Regions from separate parts of the Homo sapiens genome. Here region 2 is linked to region 1. A link is a contact called in ENCODE Hi-C or POLR2A ChIA-PET data. All regions are on one chromosome and are shown on one strand. The core of a region is the stretch at or near the end of the contact, and the rest is flanking DNA. Distances in the headings are between cores, read along the strand shown. Region 1 holds the start of TAOK1 (TAO kinase 1). Region 2 overlaps MYO18A (myosin XVIIIA).

The links. A loop is a pair of places that touch in the nucleus more often than their neighbours do. ChIA-PET counts read pairs that join two places held with the same protein, here RNA polymerase II (POLR2A). Pooled maps may share reads with other maps.
Region 2: a map of gastrocnemius medialis shows a loop between it and region 1 (2.3-fold over the local background). The contact joins the enhancer-like site here to the promoter of TAOK1 in region 1. A Hi-C loop is called at or near these places in 3 of 168 maps with a recorded cell type or tissue (B cell, ascending aorta and gastrocnemius medialis), 5 of 37 single-sample maps with no recorded cell type and 13 of 50 pooled maps. POLR2A ChIA-PET finds 5 or more read pairs at or near these places in 7 of 52 experiments (A549, AG04450, BJ and 4 more).

Annotation. Positions count from the first base shown.
Region 1 is chr17:29,388,223-29,392,367 of GRCh38, forward strand. TAOK1 (TAO kinase 1) reads left to right here and starts at 2,141. Exons shown (of 20, transcript NM_020791.4): 1 at 2,141-2,802. MIR4523 (microRNA 4523) reads left to right here and starts at 2,440; the gene lies at 2,440-2,508. It also overlaps the pseudogene RNU4-34P. RefSeq lists enhancers at 1,697-1,936, 2,057-2,146, 3,307-3,546 and a silencer at 2,187-2,656.
Region 2 is chr17:29,146,638-29,150,782 of GRCh38, forward strand. The region is part of intron 2 of MYO18A (myosin XVIIIA); the gene reads right to left. The region is part of intron 1 of LOC124903967 (a long non-coding RNA gene); the gene reads left to right. Among named protein-coding and RNA genes, the nearest start is that of MYO18A, 32 kb to the right of the region's middle. RefSeq lists a silencer at 2,139-2,618 and enhancers at 2,999-3,188, 3,209-3,258. Within about 2 kb of position 2,339, at least 39 of the 41 ENCODE cell types and tissues checked have a DNase peak (open chromatin) inside an H3K27ac peak, as active enhancers do; they include B cell, ascending aorta and gastrocnemius medialis, where a contact is called at or near this core.

The sequences.
Region 1 (4,145 bases), core at 891-3,390:
TTCTCTTGCCTCAGCCTCCTGAGTAGCTGGGATTACAGGCGTGTACCACCATGCCCGGCTAATTTTTTTCACGATGTTGGCCAGGCTGGTCTCGAACTCCTGACCTCAGGTAATCTGCCCACCTCAGCCTCCCAAAGTGCTGGGATTACAGGCATGAGCCACCGTGCCAGGCCCAGTTCCACCATTTCTAAAAGGGAATAATAATTATACCCACCCAATATGGTTATTGTGAGGAGTAAATAAGTAGAGTGTTTAGAACTCTCTCTGGCATATAATCAGCACTCAATACGTGTTAACTATTTCACTATTTTTGTTATCATCATCATCAAATTTCAGAAACTTTGTGCAGTGGCAGTATTGTAGCCAATGAGATTTATCCGAGGTGTGATTATTGCTCATTGAAAAATCATAGGCTGGGCACGGTGGCTCACATCTGTAATCTTAGTACTTTGGGAGGCCGAAGCAGGTGGATCCTTTGAGGCCAGGAGTTCAAGACCAGCCTGGGCAACATGGCGAAACCCATCTCTACAAAAAATACAAAACTTAGCCAGCACGGTGGCATATGCCTGTAGTTCCGGTTACTTGGGAGACTGAGGTAGCAGAATCATTTGATCCTGGGAGGCAGAGGTTGCAGTGAGCCAGGATCACACCACTGGATTCCATTTTGGGAGTTCAATATATATATTACATTTTTGGGAGAAAATAAGAAAGTTTCTTTCCCAAAAAGCCAGAGAAAATCTTATTGTACCCATTGGCTCTAATTGGATCATGTGCCCATCCCTGAGCCAGACTAGAGGAAGGTCATACATACACTGTATACACGGATTGCTTAGGTCTGATCAACATGCTCCTTCCTTGGAGCACAGATCTACTATGGCCAGCCTGGTCTCGAACTCCTGACCTCAGGTGATCCGCCCGTCTCAGCCTCCCAAAGTGCTATAATTACAGGCGTGAGCCACCGGGCCCGGCCCAGAGTTAATTTTTATTCATGAAACTCATATAACAGGTTTATTTATTTCAGTCGTTTTGTTGGTTAAAGAACCAAGATTTTTTATGACTACACTTTGTGTACACTTTTAGGTTCTCTCTTTTTTTTTTTTTTTTTTGAGACGAGTCTCATTCTGTCGCCCAGGCTGGAGTGCAGTGGCGCAATCTCGGCTCACTGCAACCTCCGCCTCCCGGGTTCACGCCATTCTCCTGCCTCAGCCTCCCGAGTAGCTAGCTGGGACTACAGGCGCCCACCACCACGCCCGGCTAATTTTTTTCTATCTTTTAATAGAGACGGGGTTTCACCGTGTTAGCCAGGATGCTCTCGATCTCCTGACCTCGTGATCCGCCCGCCTCGGCCTCCCAAAGTGCTGGGATTACAGGCGTGAGCCACCGCGCCCGGCCTTACACTTTTAGGTTCTTGAATAAGTACTGAGGGAGTTTTCCCTAAAAAAAAAAAAAAAAGTTTTGAGATAAAAGAATAAAAACTCTACTTCTTCTTTGCATAGGAGTCTTTAGTTTGTTTGCTGCTCTTGTTCCAAAACTTCTCATTACTCAACCTACTAAACCCACAGACACTTTTCAAGAAGTTATCTCTTTTCTACATCACCAATATATAGGGTGGCTTAGATCTGTATTTCCAAGTCTTACTGTCGTTCCAAGAATTAGTATCAACTATTAGAATCTCAAAAACTCAACTGCATACTGATTGCGCTGCCCAGTGTACCTCTGAATCCCACGGGGGAGGGGGTGTAGAACCGAGTTGTGCAGGAATGGGATATTCCACACTTCAGGGCAAACTTATTCGCAGGATCAGTGGCGGGCTTTGGAGGTGGGAAGCAGGAAGGAAGGGGAATGCAGATAAACTCTTCTTCTTCAGATCTCCGGGGTGAAATGAATGCACCTGACGCCCGCGTGGCATTAGAAGCTCCGCGAACTCAGTGAGGCCATGCTGGACAGAGGCTGGAACTCCGGGCCACCGGGACAACTCTGCCCGTAGCAAGCCTTGCGCGCTCCTGTGAGGGCGCGCGCGCGCGCATGTAGTCGTGTCTCGCGCAGGGTCCGGCCTGTCAGGCGGAAAATCTCGCGAGATCGGAGACGGGGGATGACGGTCTGGAGGAGGGGAGTGGTGTCGGGTAAAGGGGGGGAAGCTGGGCAGCGGCCGGGCTCTGTGGCTTCAGGGCTCGGGGAGAGAGAGGGAGGGTGGCAAAGAGACTGAGTCGGTGCCGCCGCCTGCCTGAGGAGAGAGGAGGGGTCCCGCTCGCCCTGCGCCCTTCGCGGGCCGAAAGCACTAGGCACTCGCGAACATCTGAGGCCTCCCGGCCCCGGGGGACCCCGCCCCGCCGTCCGCCGGCCGGCCCGCGGCCTCTCTTCCCTTTGTGAGCGCCTCCTTACCAGGGGTGGTGTTGGTGGCGGAGGGCTGCGCGTGGGCCCGCCCGCCGAGGGGCCGCGGCGGGGGACCGAGAGGGCCTCGGCTGTGTGAGGACTAGAGGCGGCCGAGGCCCGGGCCGGTTCCCCCGAGGCGGCGACGGAGACGGCTCCCGGCACTTCCCCGCGCCATCTTAACTGAGCCCAAGCGCTGAGGGCGCCTCCTCGACCCCGGTCGTCCCCTCGCCCCCCCCCCCACCCCCCGCCGCCGCCGCCCCTTGTTGCAGAGCTTGGGCTGGGCGGCTTGCTGGGGCTCGGGGGTGGGGGGCGGCGATCTGTCGCCGGGCCCCCTCCTCCTCCTCACTCCTCACCCTCCAGGGTAGCGGCTACCGGAGCGCTGCAGGGGGCTGCGCCTGCCTGCTCCGCCCCAGACCTGTCGGCGAAAGGGTAAGGGCACCTCTGCTTTGGGAAAGGGGGATATAGAGGGGGGCGGGGAAATTCGGCCCACTCGGGCCTGTGTGTGGAAGAAGGGATGTGGGAGTGGGGTGGGGGAGGGAGAAAAGGAGGGTCTGTGATTCTGTGGGTGGGGTGAAGAAGCTGGTGAGCTGGGCGCCCTCCGGTTTTAAGGGGCGAGAGCAATTCCATTCCTTTTTCCTGAGGGTCACCGGAAGGGGTGGTGGAAGGGGGATGTTTCGAGGAAGGTGTGGCCCTCACAGGGAGACTGGGTTGATGTGCACCCCGGTTTAAAGGCGCGAGGTCCCCTTCCCCTCTGGTGCCTTTGCTCCTCTTCTCCTTTGTAGTGTCTGTGTATTCTTGGGAAGGGAGACTGCTCTGGGTGGCTTGCTGGGTGGATTCCACCCCCTAGCACAGGAAATCTATACCCCTCTTCTGTAGGGGCGATGGAAGCGTTTCTCTCCCCGTACCCTTCCCCCTTCCCCATCCTCTAGTCTACTGCAATGCTGCAGAAGTCCAAGGCAGTTTCTTCATACACAGACCCATGTATACACAGAAGGGAGGGGGAGCAGGAGAGGGAAGTAATGGCGCTTCCCTTGAAAAGGTTACTCTTTTTCCTTTGGTTTTAAATCGACGACAGTATCGTTTTAATACTCTTCCCCTGAGATCTGTCCATGGGAAGTGTATCTGTTCTGGTGTTATTGTTGGGGGATATGGCCTCTCGAGAGGGACACCTCTCCTGTTAGAACAGTTTTGATGTCTCTCTTTTTGAGAGATGTCTGGATTGACATTTTTTGTGAGCAGGTTGGATTTTAGTTAGAATTCAAATAAAATAATTTTGTACCTCCTCATCCTCATTTCCCTTTTCTTTTTCTATGACTTTTGTAGTTCATGAAGAATTATTGGCCTGGCGCGGTGGCTCACGCCTGTAATCCCAGCACTTTGGGAGGCCAAGGCGGGCGGATCACGAAGTCAGGAGATCGAGACCATCCTGGCTAACACGGTGAAACCCCGTCTCTGCTAAAAATACAAAAAATTAGCTGGGCATGGTGGCACGCGCCTGTAGTCCCAGCTACTCGGGAGGCTGAGGGAGGAGAATCGCTTGAACCCGGGAGGCGGAGGTTGCAGTGAGGCGAGATGGTGCCACTGCACTCCAACCTGGGCGACAGAGCGAGACTCCGTTTCAAAAAAAAAAATTATTAACAATTATTACATACAGACAGCCTGTCTGATTCAGGGCATTTCTCCCTAAGCTGTGAATTTTTAGGGTTGATACTGTTGTGTATAATATTGAAATTGGATTTTTTTTAAAATGGTAAGGTTACAAACCTTTCTGC
Region 2 (4,145 bases), core at 1,089-3,588, 240 kb before region 1:
AAAGAGTCACACATCTCTATCCACACAACTAGAACCTGGGGCTGTGACATTTTGCCATTACTTGTCTGAGGACCAAGGCTGCCTAGAAGATGGGGTGAGAGACAGAAAAGGTCAGGTCTTGGTCACACTGTTAATGTTTCCAGATAAGGCTGAGCCTGTAGCCGGTTCTACTGCTGGACTTTTCAGATACTGGTGACAACACATATCTTCTTTTTAAGCCAGTTGAGCTGGGCTTTCTGTTACTCTCACCTGAAAGAGCTGTACCTGAGATGAAAGCAAGGTGGGCAGTCAAAGGAACAAGAAGGTACACACCAAGCACTAGCCATGGCCAGGCACATGCTACTGGTTTTCCTCTCAAAACCCTGCGAGGTAATGAGAAGGGGAATTGTGGAATGGGGAAACGGGGTTTACAGAGGTTAAATAATTGCCTGTGATCACACAGATTGTGACTGGCCAGGTGATTTGAACTCAGATTGTTCAGATTCCAGAGCCCAGCTCCTTACACACCACCACCTGCCTGGAAAACAATGGGAGGCACAACAAGCTTTTGGAGAGTGATGGGGCATGATTTAACCTGTGCCTTAAGAATGCTGAGCAGGTCAGGCATGGTGGCTTATTCCTGTAATCCCGGCACTTTGGGAGGCCGAGGAAGGCAGATTGCTTGAGCTCAGGAGTTCAAGACCAGCCTGGGCAACATGGCAAAATCCCATCTCTACAAAAAACACAAAAATTAGCTGGGTGTGGTGGTGGCATGCCTGTGGTCCCAGCTACTTGGGAGGCTGAAGTGGGAGGATCACCTGAGCCCAGGGAAGGTCAAGGCTGCAGTGAGTCATGATCACACCACTGCACTCCAGCCTGGGTGACAGAGTGAGAGACCCTGCCTAAAAACAAAAAACAAAAACCAAAAAACATTCTGAGCTAACAGGATGCAAGAGGAGGAGAAAGGAGGCTGGAAGGTGAAAGAACATTAGAAAGTCAAGGTAGTCAGGCATGGTGGCTCATACCTGTAATCCCAAAACTTTGGAAGGCAGAGGCAGGAGGATCACTTCAGACCAGGAGTTCAAGACCAGCCTGGGAAACACAGAGACCCGTCTACAAAAAATTTAAAAATTAGCCAGGCGTGGTGGCCTGCAACTGTAGTCTTAGCTACTTCAGAGGCTGAGGTGGGAGGATCAATCACTTGAGCCCAGGAGTTCAAGGTTACAGATTACAGTGAGCTACGACCATGCCACTGCACTCCAGCCTGGGTGACAAAAAAAAAAAAAAAAAAAGGAAGTCAAGGTAAAAGGTGATGCCAAATGAGAGATAAGAAGGGTCTGCCTAGGATTCTGGCAGTTGATGGGGAAGAGAGGGTGACTCAAGAGAAAAAATAAGCTGGACTTGGTGACTATTTGGGGAAGGATGGGAAATGGGCACAAGCGGGTCTGGGTGGAGATTGAGAAAAGTAAGGAAAGATACCAAGGTTTAAAGCTTGGGAAGATATATTTTGTTAAGATATATCTTAACAATGAGATATATATATCTTAACAAAATATATCTTAACAAAAGAATACTTCTCTGACCCCATTTGTCCCTCTAGTTCCCCTGTAAATCAAAACTCCTAAAAAAAAGTCTATAAGCACTGTTGCCATAAATGGGTACTAATTATATGATCCTTGTATTACAAATTTGCGGTGTGTAAAGTGTCAATAATAGAACTATATTTAGGGAGTTGGGGAGAGTCCTGTTTAAAGCACTCAGAGCTCAGGGCCAGGAGGGCCTGGAGCACTTGCTTTTGAAGTGGGAGGGCCCAGCCACTAGGGTGGCAGGTGCACTTCCAGGATGACCACTTCAGAGGTCCTCAGCACCAGCCCTAGGGCCAGTACTAGAGTCTACACCTGTCTCAAAGAAAATGCCAGCGCAGGAGTCCCTTCCCTTTCTTGGGAGGAATTATCCTTTATTCTTTTGTGTGTGTGTGTGTGTGTGTGTGTGTGTGTGTGTAAGTAACAAAATGTCACCTCGTATGAAACAGTAGTGTTAGGAGACAGCGATTGGTATTGAGGTGCCAAGATTTTTTATGAAATTCTACCAGTGCCGATAGCCAGTGGATTCTGAAGGGTTATAGGGCAGACTCCCTTTAAGAAGCCTAGGGATGGTCTCAGAGAGGAGAAGGAGGGCTGAGAGGAAACCTGGAGTGACCAACGGCGCATGCCCAGGGCCACCCCAGCCACTCAGCACCCTACGCACGGGTCAGGCTCTGTGAGGGCCGAGTCAGCCCCAGGCCCGGGGCGGCACTTCCCGGGTTGGCCCACCGGCCAGCCGGAGCCTGGGCGGGGCCAAGGGGGTGGGGCCAAGCCCAGCACATGCGCCTAGAGCCCTGGAAGCTCCGCCCTGCAGCGCCGCTGGCGCCCAGCAGAGGGTGGCAGCCCCCTTCTCATCTACCCTCCCGCTTTGCTGGGGCCGCTTTCACCTCCGCCAGGCCGGCCTCCAGGCCCCACCCCCAGGAGGCGTCCCCCAGGAGCTCCGGCCCGAGGGGGCTGCGGCGGCAAGATGGCCTCTCGCCGTCCCCAGGACGCGTAGGGCAAGAAGAGGCAGGGATGAGCTCGGTGCCCACTTTGTTTTTATCACCGCTCTATCCCCAGAACCTAAAACAGTTCCTACATATAGTAGGCATTCAGTAAATGCTTATTGATGGAATAAATGAATGAATACATGAATGCAAGGTCAAAAGACGCCAGGAAAGCCTGTTCTAGAGAGGGGCTTGTCTAGAGACAAGCAATCAGGAAGGTCAGTGGGTATGGGACGGCGAGCCACAGATCACTGCCCCAGAGGTGGTCGCCGAGGCTTGGGGCTCTGACACTCCCCCCAGCCCCTACACCCACCCAGTCCCTGCATTGGCACACCCATCAGTTTGCTCAGAGCCATGTGCCACCACACCTTTTCGGGCACAGAGCCCAAGTAGGGACGCCTGGGCTTGTCCTCTCTGCCAAGACCCTGAGTCAATCCCCAAAGACTAGGCAGGCATATGCGGCCGACTGCAGGGACCACCTGACTGGCCCGACAGCAGGCCTGCTGCTCTCTGAGGTCTCTCAGCTGCTGGGGATTTCCTCATGGCCCCCGGGGACTTCCAAATTGCCTCTGCTTTGCCAAGCTCCCCCAAGGCCCAAAGCCATGAGCCAGCCTTGAGGATCCTTTCCCAAAATCCTCCACAGCCCTGCCCCACATCTCATCAGGACTTGGGTCACTTCTGGGTCTCCTAAATGTACCACATGCACTATGTTCTCCTATCCACCCCCTCTGGTAGACAGGAGGGAATAAACATAATGAAGCATTGTTCTCTTTTTCATATAAATGACAACTCTTCTCCATTTCCACAGAAGAAAAAAAAGGAAGCCAGCTTAAGGGTCAGCCACAGCAATTTAAATAAAATATCAGTAAGGTCTTCCTGGGTGTGAGAGATGGAGGCCTGTGGTGCTTATTCTCAAAGTCAGAGAAGTTCTTCTAGACAAGCCTCAGGTTCCTCGTAACACTGGACATCCAATAAATATTTGAGAATCTGTGTGTTCACCTCTGGAGCCCCTATTGGGCCTGTTTCTAAAACCCTCTGAAGTAAAAAATAAAGCACAAACCCTATGTCCATAGAAACAGGAAGAAGCAAAAGCCTCTACCTTGCCTACCAACCCACCACCTCTGTGCTAACAGCCTGGGCCAAATCCACTGGGGCATGTGAGTACCTGTGTGTTACAAAGCTGGGCAGAAGACATCCTTGGCGAGGAAAGGAAGCGCTGCCCCAGTTGTGGTGGCACACAGCCAGGGACCTGCTGGCCCTGGGGCATTAGGATTCCAGAGCTGGTGGTGGTTGAGGTGTAGAAATTGCCAGAGAGGACAGCTCTTCCTTCTTGAGAGGAAGGGGAAATGCCACCATCCCCTGCCTTACCAGGGGGACTCTGAAGGAGGAAACAAACCTTCAAGAACACCCAACTATTTCTTTCTGGGAGCTGTTTAGAGCCGTACTGTTCAATATGGTAGCTACTAGCCATGAGTGGCTATTCAAATTGAAGCTGGCCGGGTGTTATGGCTCATGCCCATAATCCCAACATTTTGGGAGGTCTAGGCAGCAAGATCGCTTGTCTTCCTTTGATGACTGATTTTGAGGTCTCTCTTCT